3 separate regions of the Homo sapiens genome follow, and regions 2 and 3 are each linked to region 1. Evidence: read pairs that join two places in POLR2A ChIA-PET (ENCODE). Cell type or tissue: Panc1. All regions are shown on one strand. Each heading gives the region's core, and the rest is flanking DNA. Links, peaks and the distances in the headings are about the cores only.

The links. ChIA-PET counts read pairs that join two places held together with the same protein. Peaks named below come from ENCODE experiments on the same cell type or tissue, not always from the same donor. Only the 100,000 strongest peaks of a DNase experiment are listed, where the experiment ranks them.
Region 2: POLR2A ChIA-PET joins it to region 1 with 7 read pairs; 3 of 35 experiments call an interaction of 5 or more read pairs at or near these places.
Region 3: POLR2A ChIA-PET joins it to region 1 with 6 read pairs; 1 of 35 experiments calls an interaction of 5 or more read pairs at or near these places.

Annotation. Positions count from the first base shown.
Region 1 is chr6:142,326,692-142,335,078 of GRCh38, forward strand. All of the region lies in intron 2 of ADGRG6 (adhesion G protein-coupled receptor G6), which reads left to right. Among named protein-coding and RNA genes, the nearest start is that of ADGRG6, 29 kb to the left of the region's middle. RefSeq lists a silencer at 7,681-7,975. In Panc1, for the core only: no CTCF peak of the experiment used is centred there; no DNase peak of the experiment used is centred there; H3K4me3 peaks cover 1,237 bases; H3K27ac peaks cover 5,000 bases.
Region 2 is chr6:142,390,437-142,395,436 of GRCh38, forward strand. ADGRG6 (adhesion G protein-coupled receptor G6) reads left to right here. Exons shown (of 25, transcript NM_198569.3): 8 at 2,512-2,564; 9 at 3,460-3,522. Among named protein-coding and RNA genes, the nearest start is that of ADGRG6, 91 kb to the left of the region's middle. In Panc1, for the core only: no CTCF peak of the experiment used is centred there; no DNase peak of the experiment used is centred there; H3K27ac peaks cover 3,228 bases.
Region 3 is chr6:142,152,858-142,157,857 of GRCh38, forward strand. All of the region lies in intron 1 of VTA1 (vesicle trafficking 1), which reads left to right. Among named protein-coding and RNA genes, the nearest start is that of VTA1, 8.1 kb to the left of the region's middle. RefSeq lists an enhancer at 2,782-3,409. In Panc1, for the core only: CTCF peaks have their summits at 3,750 (motif pointing right) and 3,951; no DNase peak of the experiment used is centred there; H3K4me3 peaks cover 377 bases; H3K27ac peaks cover 4,593 bases.

The sequences.
Region 1 (8,387 bases), core at 1,780-6,779:
AAACTCCGTTATTAGGTGGAGACAGATAAATCATGGCTGAAGTGATCACAGAAGCATCTGTGGAAAGAGTCATGCAGTCATGTTAAGTGAGGGTTAAGGGTGTGTGTATGTGTGTGGAGGGGCATGAGTGATTAGCTGGCTCTGAACCCTTTTTGTAGACTTGTGGGATTTATATTTGCATACATTTGCTTTTTATTTGAAAATCTTTTTACTTTAAGAATCCTTTTAAGATTAATTGACACAGATCATTCTTTCAGAAACTGATGGCATCCAGAAAACGTTTAGTACATGATTTAATGATTTAGTACCAAATCATGGGTATTGTGAAAGTACCCAAGATAATTTCTCATCTTGGTCTGATTATGAAAGACTAGTATTCCATCTTGCTCCAGTACTTTGTTTGGGTGTGTATGCTTTATTAATTAAGTTGTTTTTAGATGTAATGCAGTTGTCAGTGGGGTAATATGACTTTTCTAAAAATGTTTTAATTTTTAAAGCCTCATAAAATAAAGAATGAGGCAAATGAACCATAGATTTAACTTAATGATAGGCAAAAAGATAAAAAGAGGAATTCATTAAAAAAAAAAAGTCTTTGGGGACTAGGAGGAACTGGAAGTACCATAACAGCAACTTTCTGTGTAAACTGGAAAATCTTCTCATTCAAACTTAACACATGGAGTTCACCGTCTATATTAGGAAATGTTTTGGAACACAGTGTGAAAATCAGCTGTAGCAAGAAACAGATTTTAATTAATACAGACATAGAGTAAACCTCTGAGGCTGAACATCGTTATTCAATTCAGTTGGAAGATAAGCTACTAGATATTTATAGGAAATGTGTATTATCATTTCCCTCATTGTGTAGCACCAGAACTCTTCTACCTGCACCTGATGGCTTCTTACCTGTCATCATTCCACTTCCCTTTCTCTGCAAGAGTATTATGTAACCAATCTTTATTCATCCTATTTGGGAAGTCAGCTATTTCTATAAAGGGTAAGCTCTTTATCAGTTTTTTCACTGAATTCCCTTCCATTTACTCCTCCACTTTTTTACAAATCTTTTGAGTTGAAATATGCCTCCATGACTCATTGTAATGATCAGTAATCATAAACTAGTGTTAACATTTAATTTTTTTGAAAGAAAACAAGAATCCTACATTTTGAGATTAAATCAAATTTGATCAATATCTCAATAATGTTACTTTATTTTGCATATTGTTTCTTGGTGTGTAATTTTTTTTTCAGTTACTTCATCAGATTCTTACAATTTCTCCCTCCTTCCCAAAAGGCAAAAGAATTATTTTTCCTACGTTACAGATAAGGAGACCAAAGTTAGGAATACTTAAGTGCCAGCCCTATGGGAAAACAGAAACAAAACAGAACGCAGTTCTTCAGACTCTTAGTCCTTAGTCATTGTTTTTTCCATTATCTTGGAGGTAAACCTCCAAAGGGCCCACCAATATCAAGCAAAGGCTATGGAGGTTTACACCTCCTTACATGCTTATCCTTTTGTTTTGTTTTGTTTTTTTGAGACAAGGTCTTGCTGTGTTGTCCAGGCTGAAGTGCAGTGGCATGATTTCAGCTCACTGCAACCTCTGCCTCCTGGACTCAAGCCCTCCTCCCACCTCAGCCTCCTGAGTAGCTGGGACTATAGGCACACATCTCCATGCCTGGCTAATTTTTGTGTATTTTGTAGAGATGGTGTTTCACCATGTTGCCCAGCTGGTCTCGATCTTATGAGCTCAAGTGATCTTCCCACCTTGGCCTCCCAAAGTTCTGGAATTACAGGTGTGAGCCACTGGGCTGACCTGCTTATCCTTTTCTGATTCCATTTCTTTCATCTTGATAGCCAGGAGTCAGGTTGTGTTTTTTAAATCTAATTATAGTTCAGTAATTGTACTCAACAAAATTTCTTCTATTATGTTTCAATTATAAGTATTGCCAGAGAGTTTTATACCAGTGGTTTTTCAAGTGAAGTCTGGTCTTGGAACCAACAGTAGAGTATCACCAGGGAATGCCATAGAAATGCAAATCCTTGGGCGTCATTACAGACCTACTGAGTCAGAAAGTCTGGGGTAGCGCTCATTGACTTGTGTTTGCCCAAGCTTTCCAGGTGATTTCGATGTTAGCTAAAATTGGACTGTTTTAAACTCTTAATCGATGAAATTGACATTGAGGTAAATTGTAGTTTAATTTTTGTCCTGAGCTACCTAAAAAGTCTGTCCAGCATTTATAATATTTTTCTTACTTATATCCACATCCCCACATTGGCTCCCTGAGATGGTAGTAGAGTATAATGGTTCAGTGTGTGGGCTCTGAAGATGAACTGTAAGTTGGAATACTGGTGTTATTACTTACACTTCATATGGGCCCTGGAAAAGTTACTTCTCTGTGAAATGCAGTCATGGTACTTCCTGCCTTCTGAGGTCTTTGTGATAATTAAATAAGTAAAATGTTAGCTATAGTTGTTATTATTTAGCACAGTTATTTGCACAATGAATCATGAAGTATTGTTTTGGAAAGTAATATTTTAAGTTTCAACCAAGGACTTTAAAAATGAACTTTTGGGGAGACAACCAATTTGGGAGAGTTTCTGGGGTAATATATAATCTTCATGGCTCATTAGCCATATTTTTTCCTTTCTGAGTGTTGTTTGCAATTTCATTTTAATAATTTATTAGTAACTAAAAGTAGCTATAAAGAAGACATTTATGCCAAAATATTTGAAGGTTATTTTCTTCATTTTTCTCTAATATTTTCACTTTTGAAAGGGAAGAAAATAATTGTATAAGCATCAGCCATCTTCTGCAGCCTTTTGCATCTATTTTGTTACCTTACGAGATCATCACAGTCCTTACTAAAACAAAAATTGTCACAACGTGAGTGAATTTAATATAAACTAGCATTTCCCCCTTCCCTTAGTGAATAATCATTGTTTGTAGAAAAAGCTCCCATCATTGAGTCATGTTTGTGATCAACACAAAGGGTAAATGAAAGGACCTTAGAGTGGTGAATAGGTATTCCTGCCTTGAGGGTTTCTTTTTCATTTAAACATTGGTGTACAAATACTTCAGTAGCTAATGCATTCTTGGTTACTCCTTAAGATATCTTATTCTTCTCTAAGTTTTTCTAATTGCAGTGCAATGACAACAGTCACATATCTGCCACTTATAGGAAGGGAGTAGAAAAGGAGGAGGCTGGGAAGACAGCTGTGTAAAGGTGAGATACGTGAGCACTGATGAACTTCACTCTCCACTGCAGCCCATATATAGCCTGCAGTTGTGTGCTTCTTTATTTTAGTCTCTACTAGGCTCTGGCAAGGAAAACAACATATTCTGCTGGAAGAAATTTTTCATTTGCCACTGCAATTTTTTTTTTTTGCCACTGCAATTTTTTTTAAAAGGGAGAGGTTAAGAATTAGGTGGTATTTGGTTTTCTGTTCGTGTGTTAGTTTACTAAGGATAATGGCCTCCAGCTCCATCCATGTCCCTCCAAAGGACATGATCTCGTTCTTTTTAATGGCTGCATTGGATCAGGAAAAATAACTAATGGGCTTAATACCTGGCTGATGAAATAATCTGTACAGCAAACCCCCGTGACCCAAATTTACCTGTGTAACAAACCTGCACATGTACTCCTGAACTTACAAGTTAAAAAAAAATGAAATAAAATGTGGAAAAAAAATTCGGTGGTGAAAACATTTTTTTCTTGATGTTATTCTCAGCCAAACAAGCTCATGCAAGCCGGAAAGATGTGGGAGTAAATATGGCAATGCCATTCATTAATCATGAAAACCATATTAAGGAAAGGGCTTCCCCTAACCCTCAATGTAATATACTAGGTCACCAGATCCATTTTTAGATTCAGAGATTTCTGTTCTCTGTTCAGAATCAAGAAACAGATGATGTATTACAGTTTTGCCTTTCCCTTCAGGAAGAGGAATAAAATATGCTTGAGAAGAAGATGGATTTGATTTTCTATAACCTTATAGTATGGAATGCATTTAGTGGGCTGAAAGTTGCAAATATTGTATATGCCTTTTCCCCTGATTGTCATTAATTTGGGGTTTTGAGGAGGAGGAATTTACAACTTACTCTTTCCATTTTCAAAACCAGAGTATAAAAACATGCTCTTTCGACCTTGAAAAATTGATTTTCAATTTATTATACATCAGAGGAACTATAGCCAATATTTTTAGAGTATATAATTCTTTCCCATGTAAACAAATTCAGAATTGTTTCTTTAAAAAAAAAGCTTTTTAAGCTTCATTTATATAACTGGACTTGAGGAACAGTTTTTCTATGGGAACTCAGAAGCAAAACTTGCCTTTGCCTGAAGTCACCGACTGGGGCCCAGGGAAGCCAAAGCTCCTTTGGAGTTGAGGTCAGACATGGCTGTATGTGACATGGACATTCTATGGAATACAGCAGGGTAGAAAAGAGTTAAAAAAAAAAAAAACTATCAAACTAGTGTTTTTCAGTTGTCCTGGACTTTTTAGTGTTTCCCCACTAAGGTCTAACCTTTGCCATCTGTATGCTTTTAGATCTGAGAAGATATGCTGCCTCTTTTTTTTCACTGCCCCTCCCCTCTGAATCTTATGGCTCCTTTAAAGTGTATAGTTCAAAGAAAAGCCACAGTGAAAAGAGCTGTGTCTTTTTAGGCCTAGTGAGACATATCCTGCAGCCCATGGGCTTTGTGTGAGGCTTTCTGTGATCTCATCTTGCAGAGTCAGAAATGAAAAGAGATTCTTCTGTTCTGTGTCTGTCGGTATAATCATCATGCTGTATGACGAAAATGCAGTGGGAACCCAGCAATGACATGACCCTCTGAAAAGGGTACTTTAAAAAACTTTTTAGAAATATTGTTAACTTGATCTCATTTTGCTTTCCTTGATGAAAATAGTCCTGAAATGCAGTGTTATTTACAGAATGTAGATCTAGATTGTTACTTTTTTAAAAGCAAAAATATTGATTACTGTTGGCAGTGTTAATGGAATAGAATAATGAAAACTATTGCCTTCTCTGTTTTTTTTGTAAACGCTCTTTTTTTGTTTAGTGTATTTGTGACTAAGTAGGAAAATACGTGTCACTGCTTGCTAGCACCCCCTCACTCCCCTCATTAACTAATCATTTTCATTCACAGCTTGTGGAATTTGGCATGTTTTCATGTTAACTTTTTTGTCTAGTCATTAGGCCATCTTTTAGTGAGATGCAAATAAATGTTATCTCAGAAAAGTTAACTGTATTTTTATTAATTCGGTACCATATTGGTATTTTGCAGTAATAACAGCTTTATAATGGGACAATTAAATACAGATCATTAGGTTTTTAGAGTAATATGCTGTTAAATCTAAAATACATATCATTGATACTTCAGAAAAAGAGAAACCATATATAAATATAGGAATGGCTCACAATTCTTCTTAAAGTAGATGGAATGGGATTTAAGATCACAATATAGGTGGCCGCCCCTTTTCGATCACTGTAAAATAACTATACATATGTAGTATATTATTGGTTCTTTTAGTTGTGAAAGATTCGAATACTGAATGTTTGCAGCAGAGAGGCTGACTTACCACATAGTGATGAGTAGGTAGAAAGTCCTAGCATATTAGTGATACCTCTTCTAATTTAATTCACAGAGAAACTTAAGCATATTTAGGTATTAGGTGTCTTTACATAGACATTGAAAGTTTTTTATTTTTAATTATTAAAGTAAATTTTGTAAATTTCTGGCTTGAGACCTCAGTTGGCTCTCTGTTCTCCACTAAATTCGAATTTTTTAACTAGCATGTTTTTTGCTTTTTTTTTTTTTGTGAAGGAAGTCTGGGTTAAGCAGAGTTGACGTTCTGCTGGCTTAGATAATGAGCCACCTCATTCCAAGGCAGTTTCTCTAGGAAATGATTTCCCTTTCTTATAAATCTTGCCATGGGGCTTGGATGTCATGTGGACATAAAACATTATTACTTACCACGCCAAAAATGATAGCTTTTGCAAGAGAGACACAATATAGTAGATTGTGTTTATCTTTTAGACATCTATTGTTATCTTTGGGATTTTAAGTTAGTGAAAATACCCTTCGGCCTTCATCCTCCCAAGCAACAAGTAAAGGACCATAATATGGGCTGAAGGATCGTGGCAGTAAGAACAAGCCAGGAGGAGTTCTTGAATCTTCCAGGTAAGGGCTTCTGTCAGACGCCTGGAAAGTTAAGCACATGGAAGTGCTAGTGTGCAGTTTAGTTATCATCCTAGCCTAAGTACACTAGGAAATATACTGAGCGTAAAAATAGCTTGGCAGTTACTGACTGAGAATTATTTGAACTGTTGCAAAAGCTAGAGTGGAGATGGTCACAGGTTTCCATTATTGAAATGGTGATTGAAATGGTGATAAGTGTGGAAAAGTATAATCCTGTCATGTGCCTTACATTTCAGAGCAAAGAGAATATATGATGCAAGTCTTGATTGAGACAGTATTAAATTATTTTCTTGCTTGAATTTGTCAGTCAGTGACTCAGTTTGATTTGTCATTCAAACTCCTCTAGGGGACAGAATGGGAGACCCAGATGGTTAGAAAAAGAGCACTGTCTGTATGATGACTCCTTTGTTTTAACTCATCACCAAGCATATTTGTTGGTTTTTCAGGGTTATATCCCCTCTGACCCATTGTACTATTTCCCTAAGAGTTTACATATAACATTAGGATCACAAGGTATGGCAGACCTGGACTATCAGCTTGTTTTTCTTATTGATATTAATGTGTGGTGTAGTGAAGACTGAATGTTGCAGTCAGGCAGAATGGAGATGTAATCTCACTTTCATCACTTAAAAAAGTTTTTTTTAGTAGATATAAGGTCTCACTGTGTTGCCCACGCTAGGCTTCAACTACTGGGCTCAAGCAATCCTCCTGCCTTGGCCACCAAAAATGCTGGGATTACAGGCATGAGTCATCATGCCCGGCCACCTTCATCACTTTTGAGCTTCAAGGTCTGAGAATCTGGAAATATTACTTAGGGTTCTTATCTTTTCAAGATGAGATCAATAATACCTACTTCACACTCTGGTGAGGCTGAAACAATACAATAGATATCCATGTCCCTGGTACATTGTAATTTATTATTATTGAGAGATGAGGAAATTGAATCACAGAGAAGTTAATGGATTTGTCCATCATCACATTAGCACTAAGTGGCAGGGAAGGACTTTAATTCCGGCCTTCTGTCTCTAATCCTATGGCTTGTCCACACTGTCATTGCTCTTAATTCAAATATATTTTGGTGAATAAAATCTTTTACCAGGGATGGTATGTGGTGTAAATTACCACTGATAAATGATATCAGATTTTTGTCTGAAGGAAGAAAGTCGGTTTTCCAACAAATGAATGGATATGGCATCTGTTTTATGATAGTTTCAGGATGTTTCCAAGGTTTACCCCAAGATATGAATGTTCAACTTGAAATTCTAGAAATATGATCATTAATGGAAATACAAAGTTCTTAGACAAAAGATGGAAGAAATAATTCAGGAAGGAAGCTAAGAAGAATAACATTTCACATAAAAAGCAGGGAATCAAAAACAGTGTTTGGCTAAAGGAAAAAGGTGGTAAAGACAAGAGAAGGAAAAACAAAACTACTCCACATTGCCAGATATATTACACTTGTTAACACTAGGGAATCCAGGCTATCTATACCATCCTATGCCCCCTAAAACCATGAAGTGAATTTGCAAACATTAACAGATTATAGAAGTGCTGTTACCTAACTCTCCACACGTAGCAGAAGCCCAAGTGCCTGTAGAGTTAGAGCTGGGAGTTATGAGGAAAAGCTACAGGAAGTATGTCTTGGCCCAGAATAAGGAAGAACTTTCTGACAATAAGATGTGCCAACAGTGGAATGGCTTTTTCCCCAAAGTAATGAGCTTCCTGTCACTGGAGAGTCAGGTAGCTGCTAGAAGATTGGCAGGGTTGCAATCAAGGGTCTCTAGCATGAGGTCAGAGTTTGAATCGGGTGAACCTGAAGGTCCCTTACCAAGATTTTGTGATTCTATGACTGTTTTGGTTACACCTTTTTTCTCTTTCATACTCAGTTTTACTGTGTTTCATAAGTATCTTTTAATAAACAGAGGGCAGTACTTAGGCTTATGAAATAAGATGAACTGTGGCAATCCTTTTAAAACAGTAATCAAATGAAATTCAAAATAATATGTTAGAGGGAAATAAACAAAATATAAGATTTTTTGAAAGCCATATTGTTTAAAACCTGTGGGAGTGATTATAAATCTTAATAGAATGAATAAAGGTGATTGGCACTGGACAAAAGCATGTCTAGAAAGAGTTTATTGTTGCATTTAGCAGCATTCTGACAGGAAAGGGCTTACACAGAGTGCAGTAGT
Region 2 (5,000 bases), core at 1-5,000, 62 kb after region 1:
AAACACAGATGGTATTCATTAGAAATATATGAGTAGATATGTAAGTGAGGTGTTGTCCTTATGCATAGGAAGAGAAGTACATTTGAATAAAGGATAAGAACTGAGCCTAATAGACTATCAATGTCTTAAATAAGAAAAGTATCGCACAAATGGAAATAGATTTTGGTGGCAACAGGTATCTGTATTTCATATTAGATCCATGTATTTTCTGCTATATTTTTAAATAGATTATTTTAAAAATTGTTTGAATGTTTGATCAAAACCAGCAAGTATGAAAAGACGCATTATGAAAGTCTTCCACCCATCCTTGCTGCTCATCTGCATGGAACCAACCCAATAACCAACAGCAAATAGGAAATCACTATTAGTTTTCTCCGCTTTTTTCCAGATTTCTTTGTGCACATGAAAGAAAATTAAACTATAGATTCTTATTTTCCTTCTTTTTTACACGAAAAGTAGTATACTTTACATACCGTTCTATACCGTACTTATTTTTATTGTTGCCAGATTTGCAACATTAGAGAACTACATGTTTTTTTTGTTTTGAAAAAACAATGCATAATATTTCATTATGTGGCTGTTCAGTCATTTATTTAGCAGATCTTCTGTTGATGGACAGTTAGGCTGTAATTTATTTAACCAGTATCCTATTGGTAAACATTTTGTAGTTTTCAATTTAAAAAATTTAACATTTTATTTTCTTCTTTTTCTTACAAATACAACACATGGATTTTTTCATTTTCTTCTTCACAATAACAATCTCAATTTTATTTTCCATAGGTTTCTATTTTTTCTATTATTTCATTTCCTACCTACAGCATACTGTGAGACTTTGTACTTCTTTTTATATATAATGCTGTTACAGTTCAAACAATTTTTTTAATTGAGTCACTATACATTCTGAAATAAGAAAAATGGGTTTTCATATATATTTGGTGTTTGATAAACGTGTCTTTGGTAGCAAAAGAAAGTTTACGCATTGAGAGGAAGTGGTAGCTACACACACACACACACACACACACACACACACACACACACACACAGAGACATCTATATATATTTGAAAAATAACTGATAGAAAACAGTCTTCATTTTAAAGGCAGTACTCTTTAAAAAAAAGTTGACCATAGGTAACAATAGTAGGTAATTAACTCTGTTACAAAGTTGGTGAGAAAGGTGAAATCCTCTACTGAAATAAAAGAAAAATACTACGTTTGATTTTTGGGAATGCCACATTGAGATTAGTAACTCATTCAAATACTAGGAGATGTTTAACCTCTCAATGGAGAGAGCAGGCTGCAGAAAGAGTATATTCTTTCTGTGTATCCCATTTTCTTTCCAGAGTTGTTCTTTTTGTTTAAAGTTAGAGTGATTTCAGAAGATAAAATTCTTTATTTTCATTCTCAAATAAGCTACTGTTAGCTTATTTGTGCAAATAATGGGTAATGTTATTAATCTAAATTTAGCATTCACTAGAAAGTTTGTGCTAGATAAGGTATAAGCTTACATTTATATTTACTTCATGCATGGTTTTCAACATAGCTTTATTCTCATCTGCAGCTAAACTTTACTAGACATTTTTGTTTAAAATGCAAGATACCAAAGCAGATACTTGATAACAGAGAAAATATAAATAGTGTACCTGTTTCAAATTATTACTATTTACAATTTTAAAATAATTTAACATTTTTTTTGCCAGGATTCCCTAAAACTTACATTCAGTTTTAGAAATGCTTAAAAGAGAGGCTAAATGTGTGTATGAAACAAGGCCTAAATCACTATTCGGAGATGATATGTAAATAGGAGTCTCTCATGTCAGTGAGGGAATCTCGTTTTGCAGTTGTATGGGAAACTGCATCATAGAAGCTTCTTTATATTGGAGGAATCCATTGCTTCATTAAAAACTCTTATGCTGAGACCATAAAGACTGCTAAATAACCACATAATAAATACATAGTTCCAATAGTATTGAACTTATTTTATTTTTTTAATTTATATTGTTAATTTATAATTTTTCTTATTACTAATATTGTGAGATGGTAATTACTAGAAAAATGTTTAGTGTATCTTAGTGTTGTTAAATGAAGAATAGAGAAGATATTTATTGCAAATCTTCTTTAATATGAGGGCTAGAGAGGAAATGATAGTTTTCCAAACAGACAGACTTGGGTTCCAATCTGGCATCTGCTACTGCTTACTTGGGTGATCTTGGGCAAACCATTTCTTATCTGTGAAAGCTCAGTTTCTTTATATATAAGACTATGGGGTGTGTGGGGATAATACCTATTTCATTGGTTGTTGTGAGGATTGAAAGGAATAACATTTATCAAATTCTTGGTATACAGTGATCCATTAACTGTTACAATGATCCATTAACTGTTCACTCCTCCAACTCTTCAGGATTTTCCCAGGGTCTTATCTCAGTAACAACTTATGTTTTAGGTAGAAACTTGAATTAGATATTTTTTAAAGGTATTAGCAAAACTCAGCCTTTTCCATTGTGTTTTCCAGCTCAATTCAACCTTCCAAAATTGGAACTACACGGTTTATGTCGTTAATATCAGGTAAGACAGAATAAATTATTTGATAAATTAAAAGTAGTGTCTAATTTAATGCTACTATTTGTCTCTCTGATTGTACCAAAATATACATACAAATACACACACATAGCTACTATATACATAATCTTTCTAAAACAACTGTGTATTAGTTCATTGCACAAAAAACCTCCATGCTGCAGCGATGGTTTTAAACTGTTTTGATCATGCATTACAGTTAATTTGTATTTGTTTTAAATCATGTTATAATGTGTCAAAAATTAAAATCGGATAATTAAATATAAATAGAAGTTGTTAGTTTCTTCTCACACCCTGGTGGATCACCTAGAGCACCCCCTGGTTGTGTGTACCCATTTCAAGACCACTTTTTTTTCCAGATCTAATTTCGTACATCGACAGTCTGTCTGATTGCAACCTAACTTTTCGAAATTATCCTTCACTGTATTTATATTTAAATCCTCCACTATCTTCAGCAATTTGTATTGTCCATATATCCTCCTGTGTACCTTGTTTTCATAGTTCTATACCTGAACTAGTTTTCTAAAGTGTATGTCATGACCCCTAAACATATATTCTGTGAAGATAAGAGATTTAATAACACAGAACAGGTGTCAAATTGTCATATAAGTTCAGGAAGTACGTTATTGTACAAACTGAAGCAGATTTTTTTATCAGAACGTCTCAGTTTCTTTAGTGTAATAATATGAATTGTGAATCTTCAAAACAGAGCAAAAGCACACAGTTGCCTAGCTTTCTGAAAGAAGCTAGAACCTCAGGACACACATTTGAAAATATTGGCTTAGAATTCCCATTCTGTCTCTTTATTTCAGGTCCCCAAATTTTATTGTTGATGATGTAGTTGGTGAGGTGGATTAATGAATATATGTATTTGTGTTTTTAGTTTTCACCTGAGTGCTGGAGAGGACAAGATTAAAGTCAAGAGAAGCCTTGAGGATGAGCCAAGGTAACAGGACAAAGTATTGTAAAGAGTATAACATTCTTTCTCTTGCTCACTACTTTATCTGGTAGAGAAATGAAAACAATTAGATAGGAAAGAAAAACTTAATCACATAGCACAGTTATTTCTTTAGCACTGCTGTACACTACTTTTTTCTTGTAGTTAAAACTGTAATGTAACAGACTGGGTAGTAATGTATATCCAATGAAAAATAATTGAGAAATAGGGCATTTAAAATGGATGGATTATTATTTTTAGTATTTCCAGTTTATTTATCATAACCCATTGCCTCTTACTTGAAATTGCAAAGGTACCTTCAAAGAAAATAGCTTTAAATAAAGTGTTTATATATGATAACATCTAATAATATGGATAATAGATGCCTAAATGTTTTCAGCATTTAAAGCTATTAGTTAATTTTCTGAAGTCTCCCTTTTAATATTTATATCAGGATCATGCCTTAATCATGCAGGTAATTTAATGGATATGTCCAGCATATATGACCAGTTGGCATGTAAGGACCAAATGTTCAGAGTACTGTAAAACAAACAAAAAAACCCTAAATTTCCAAATGGAATAAATTTAGTTGTATTTAGGTTATTCAGGTCATGTATTGCATCTCTGTAGATTTTTTTTTTTTTTTTTTTGAGACAGAGTCTCACTTTGTCACCCGGGCTGGAGTGCAGTGGTGTGACCATCACTCACTGCAGCCTTGAACTCCTAGGCTCAAATGATCCTCCTGCCTTAGCCTCCTGAGTAGCTGGGGCTACACACATGTGCTAGCATACCTGGCTAATTTTTAAAATACTATTTTTGTAGAGACTGGGTCTTGCTATGTTGCTCAGGCTCATCTCAAACTCCTGGCCTCAAGTAAACCTCCTGTCTCAGCCCCCCCCAGAGTGCTGGGATTACATGTACAGGCGTGAGATGTCATATCTGGCCTCCATACAATTTTTTAAAAATTTGTTGTGAAGCAAAAGTTTCTATAAGTCTTGCTGGATCTCAATAGACTGAATTAAATCTTATGGATATACAGCCCTGATGACGGAGCTTGCTTCTTTTCAGGTGATATCTTCTTACTATGAAAAGATAAAATTTCATATGAGAATTGACCAGAGAGCTTTTTTTTTCTTTTCAACACTAGAAAAACAAATGTTTTGAAAGTTATATTGAAAGATGTCATTTTTGTATACATAGTAAATGGACTGGATTGAGCCATGTGATTAGGGAAACTTGTTTTTATTTTCTGGTATTATAATTTTTTCTTTATGATATGAAAACACAGTAGTATATTTCAGTACTGTATTCTTGAAGGTGACAGAACTCTTCTCCACTATTTAACCAAATAATTTTTTTCAATCCTTTCTGTTAGGTCATATTGCATCTTCAGTAATGGATCCAGCAGCAATCAGGATCCCTTTGCTGGACACTTTGTGTAGCAACTGGGACAGCCCTGGGTTTGGTAGATATAGCCAATGGTATAC
Region 3 (5,000 bases), core at 1-5,000, 180 kb before region 1:
GTATTTTGCTAAACTACTTGCTGATTCATAAAAGCTCCATGGGCTATGTGCTACCCTCTGCCAGGAATCCTTCTGCATTCCTATTAATTTGACTAACTTACTGACTCAGTGCAGATTTTACTTCTTACAGATTATTTTTCATGACCTCTTAAAGATGATCTAGAAATTGTTCTTGTGTGCCCCTCATCACATGTGTTATAATATAAACATCTGTTTATCTTTCAATCTTGATTCTCCTGGAGGACAGGGATTATCTTTTTCTTTTTTTACCACCTGACACATAAATGGAATTTACAAATTCTTAATGAATGCCTCCTCTCTAAATATTACTAATAGTCCACTAAAATGTAAACTCTATGAGAACAAGAAGTATGTCGTGTGATGATCATTGAATGTCCACCTCCTAATATAGTATCTAAGACATGTTAGATAACCTGTAAAACTTATCTGTCGATTGAGTAAACAAACTATACAGTAATTCATAGCTTTTTTTTTTAATGTTCTACCACAAATCAATGACAAAATAGAATGGAAACAATCCTAGTACTCTAACTCATTACCTTACTATGTTTATAATGAATTTTAGATTGAGTCATAGGTCATATTATCATATGATTTACACCTTGTGCCCTATCCTTTCTAGTATTTATATCATTTCCAAAAATGATTCACTTCTGGCCTTAATGGGAATTTTCTAGTGTTTTATCACTTTTTAAAATTACCTTAATATTCCTACATTTCGAAGTTGGTTGGTCTTTTGTTTTCTTTTTAAATCAGGAATGAATGTTGAAATAATGTATATCAAATTACTTTTGGCCGTCTATGGAAATGCTAATAGGCTTATTGTTTATGTGTTTGAACTTTTTAATGTAAGTAGCAGCAAAATAGTAAATTCTCTCATATTTGAAACATCCCTCCATTTCTGGAAAGAATCCCATTAGTTTTTGCATTTTCTTTTAATTAAACTTTTTCTTTTGAAATAGTTGTAGGTCCATGTGCAGCACATGTAGTTGTAAGAAATATTACAGAGAGATTCTGTGTACCCTTTACCCAATGTCCCCCAATGATAATATCTTGCAAAACTATAATAATGTACCATAACCAGAATATTGGCATTGGTACAATTCACTGGTTTATTCAGGCTTTGTCAGTTTTACATGTATTTGTGTGTGTGTGTGTATATTTAGTTCTAAACAGCTTTGTCAGGTGTACATTCCTGTACCCATTACCATAGTCAAGATAGAGAATAATTAAGAATTCCCCTTGTTGCCCTTTTATTAATATAACCTGCCTTCTCCTTTTCGCTACCTCACCCCCATCCCCTGGTAGCCAGTAACTTGTTGTCCATTTCTAAAGTTTTATCATTTAAAATGTTCTATTAAATGAAATCATATATAAGCTTTTGGGATTGGCTTTTTTCATTTGGCATAATCTCTGGAGATTTATCCAAGTTTATTCCTTTTTTAATGCTCAGTAGAATTTCACCCTATGTGTATACTACAGTGTAACAGTTTAATCATTGAAGACATTTAAGTGTTTTAAATTTGTGACAATTATGAATAAAGTGAATATAATCACGTATAGTTTTTGTGTGACCCTAGTTTCCATTTCCCTGGGATAAATGCCCACAAATTCAGTTGCTAGATCATATGGTAATTGCATGTTTAGTTTTATAAGAAGCTGTCAAACTGTTTTGCAGAGCATCTGTACCATTTTACACTCTTATTGGCAACACATGAATAAGTGATAGAGTTTCTCTTCATTCTCACCAGCATTTTGTGTCACTATTTTTAATTAGTCATTCTTAATAGGTACAGTGATATCTCATTGTGGTTTTAGTTTTTATTTCCCTGATAGCTAATACAGTTGAAAACCTTTTCATGTGCTTATTTACCATATGGGTATCATCTTCAGTAAAATGTCTTCATGTTTTTGCTCATTATTTTTGAGTTTGAGAGTTCTTAATATATTATAGTTACGTTATCATTTTGAGATTTTTAGTAACAGCGTTACTCTGGTTTCTTAGATATTGTTGAGAAAATTACTCCTTTTCCTCAAATGTGAGTTGGATTAAAAACGCAAGCAGATTTACCGCTTTCTTTAGATTTAAAAAAATCATTGATACAGCAGAACTTTGTGCTTTTTTATATTTCTCAATTTCTTCCATTAGAAAAATATTTTCCTCTTGAGCCATTCTTGATATAGTAGTTTTCTAGAATATCTTTCATTTCTACTGTATTTTGAAATTTATTAGCTAGAGTTAAGCATTCATCCTAGTTAGTAATAAATGTAAATTAAAGTGGAATAACAATTTTTGACTGTAAAAATATGACTCAGTACAAATGAGTACGCGTTCAGATCCTTGCTGACATGGCTGTGTGATTGGTACAAAGTTTGGAAAGCATTTTGGCAAAATGTAGAGTATCTAATTCAGTAATTCCAGTTTGGGGAAACGTGTTCAGGAAATAACTATACATTTAGTAAGACCTTTATGCAGAATTTCCTGAATGATTATTTATACATTTATGATAAGCTCAAAATAACCTAAAATATATATCATTATGGAAATGGTTAAGTAAATTATGTTATATCCACTGCATAGAAAGTAATGTAATTGTTTAAACATTACAAAGCATCTTTTATAACGTGAGGGAAGGTTTATATGAAAGTGTGGAATACGGAATTATTATACATGCAGTTCCATATGTCTATCTGAAGAAATCTTTGTCTTCAGTGACCCCTCATGATTTGAGTTCTGAATCACCTTTTGTAGTTTTAATCAAATTAATTTCATTTTGTTACTAGAACATTAGGCACTTGGTTGTCTCCAAGCCTTTTAACATTCTACTTTATCTGCCTTGACACCTCTTCTCTTCCCCACCACACTCACTAGATTTTTATCCTTTGGGTACTAGCTTGAAAGTCACTTTCTCTGGGAGGCCTTTTCTTAAGTCTCCTAGTTTTAAGGTGTTTCTTTTTGTTCTTTATGCCTTGGTGTAGCTTTACCGTAATTGCTTTTTCATTTGCTTGTCTTTCTTCTAGACTGTAAACTGAGGAAGGCTTACACTGTGCTACCAGTTTTTATTCATTTACTCTGCCTGGTAGTGCTAGGCCACTAGAGATATTTACATAATAAAGAACAGGTGCTCAAAAAGTGTTAGCCAAATTGACCTGAATTTTAAGGCAGTTGTGGTCCCTAGAGGGAAGTATGGCCATACAGTTGTCACCTAATAAGGCAGACAACTAGCATTCCTGTAGCTGATTGGCATTTTAACAGTGCTTTCTTTCAGGATGTCTGCCTCACAGTCTTTCTGGTCCTTCTGTTACTAAGTGATAGAACCAAGACTCGAATAAACAAAGTCAGATTAAAAAAAACGGTTGAATGAAAAATTGTTGGTAGTAGCTAGTAATTAGAGAACCAGTTATTGAGTGAGCCACAGAGTAACTGAGGGGAAAGGGACTAGTACAATCCATGGCAAAAGAAAAAGGCAAAAAAGCCAGTGAAAAAATCTCGGAGATTCCCCTAAGTGGAGAGTGGAAAATGAAGGAGATGCTTTCTGTTAATAGTATGTCTCTGAGCTCCATCTCTTTATTTTTCTTTAATGAAGCCGGAAAATATTTGAATCTTTACTAAAAGTGGGCACTGTTAGATAAATATTTTGATTCTGCCAGGTTTGGTGCTGTAGATAAAGCTAAACTCAGAACTTTCCCCTTCCTTTTTCAGTTTGCCGTGAGTAAATGTATAAAATTTCAAGTTTCAATTTTTAAAGCTTCCTCTAGGGGGTGACATTGTAAAGTTAATAAACTTCCAGTTAAAGTATACACACAGTCTCAAGAGTCTTCATTTGTTGATATCATCATCAGAAAATTAAATACAGTATAGTTGTTCAGGAAGCTGTAAGTATATATAAAGTTATTTCAGTTCTGAGATGTTACAGGACATACCAGTAGAAAATGTTAATTTAGTGTAAATGCTAAATAACAATGGATTTCTTTATTGATAGATGGTAAACTACATGGATATTAGCATTAACAATCACTTGCTTATGCCTGTACTCCTAGCACTTTGGGAGGCCCAGGTGGGCAGATCACGAGGTCAGAAGTTCAAGACCAGCCTGGCCAATATGGTGAAACCCTGTCTACTAAAAATACAAAAATTAGCCGGGCGTGGTAGCGTTTACCTGTAGTCCCAGCTACTCAGGAGGCTGAGGCAGAAGAATCGCTTGAACCCAGGAGGCAGAGGTGGCAGTGAGCCGAGATTGCGCCACTGCACTCCAGCCTGGTGACAGAGCGAGACTCCGTCTCAAAAAAATGATAATAATAATAACTTGCCTCTTACTATTTTTTGTTGGGTTAATCACATAGAAATTGGATTTTAAATTCATTCAGACAAGTTTAACTAAACCAATAAAGAGAAGCAGTTCCTTTCAGTCTTTGCTGGTTCCTGAATGATAGACTAGAGTCTATAGTCTTATTGCTTGATTACTTACTTTTTTTTATTAATAAGCTTTCTCAGGGTACTTTACTGTAGCATTGACAATAAACACACAGAATGTTGGACTACTGATTTATCCATTAGCCTTCCATTCCTCTTAAGTTTGTTTTTGTGAACATATATGCAAACATGAGTTTTATTTTGTAAAAATTATTTCTTTCCTTTTTGAGTAATGTCAACTCATTTTACATCTCTTTAGAAAAAACCGTAAAGTTGAAGGGGCTGTGGAGTCAGATAACAGATTCTTAACTTTCATTTCTTTTTTGGCATTCATACAGGTTTAAGCATCTTTGATAAGGTTTGTCTTCTATGACAATTATATTTGGTTGTTCAAAGTGGAAGCTTATATACTCTTGAACAGTCAAGGTATATATATAGTAGATTTCAATAACTATGCTTGATATAAGTTCCTACTTTCACTGAAATTCTTCATTGGGCTGTTACATTTACATTTTTTATGTTTTTTTATATTTATTTTTCTGTGGCTTGTCAGATTTTTATGTTT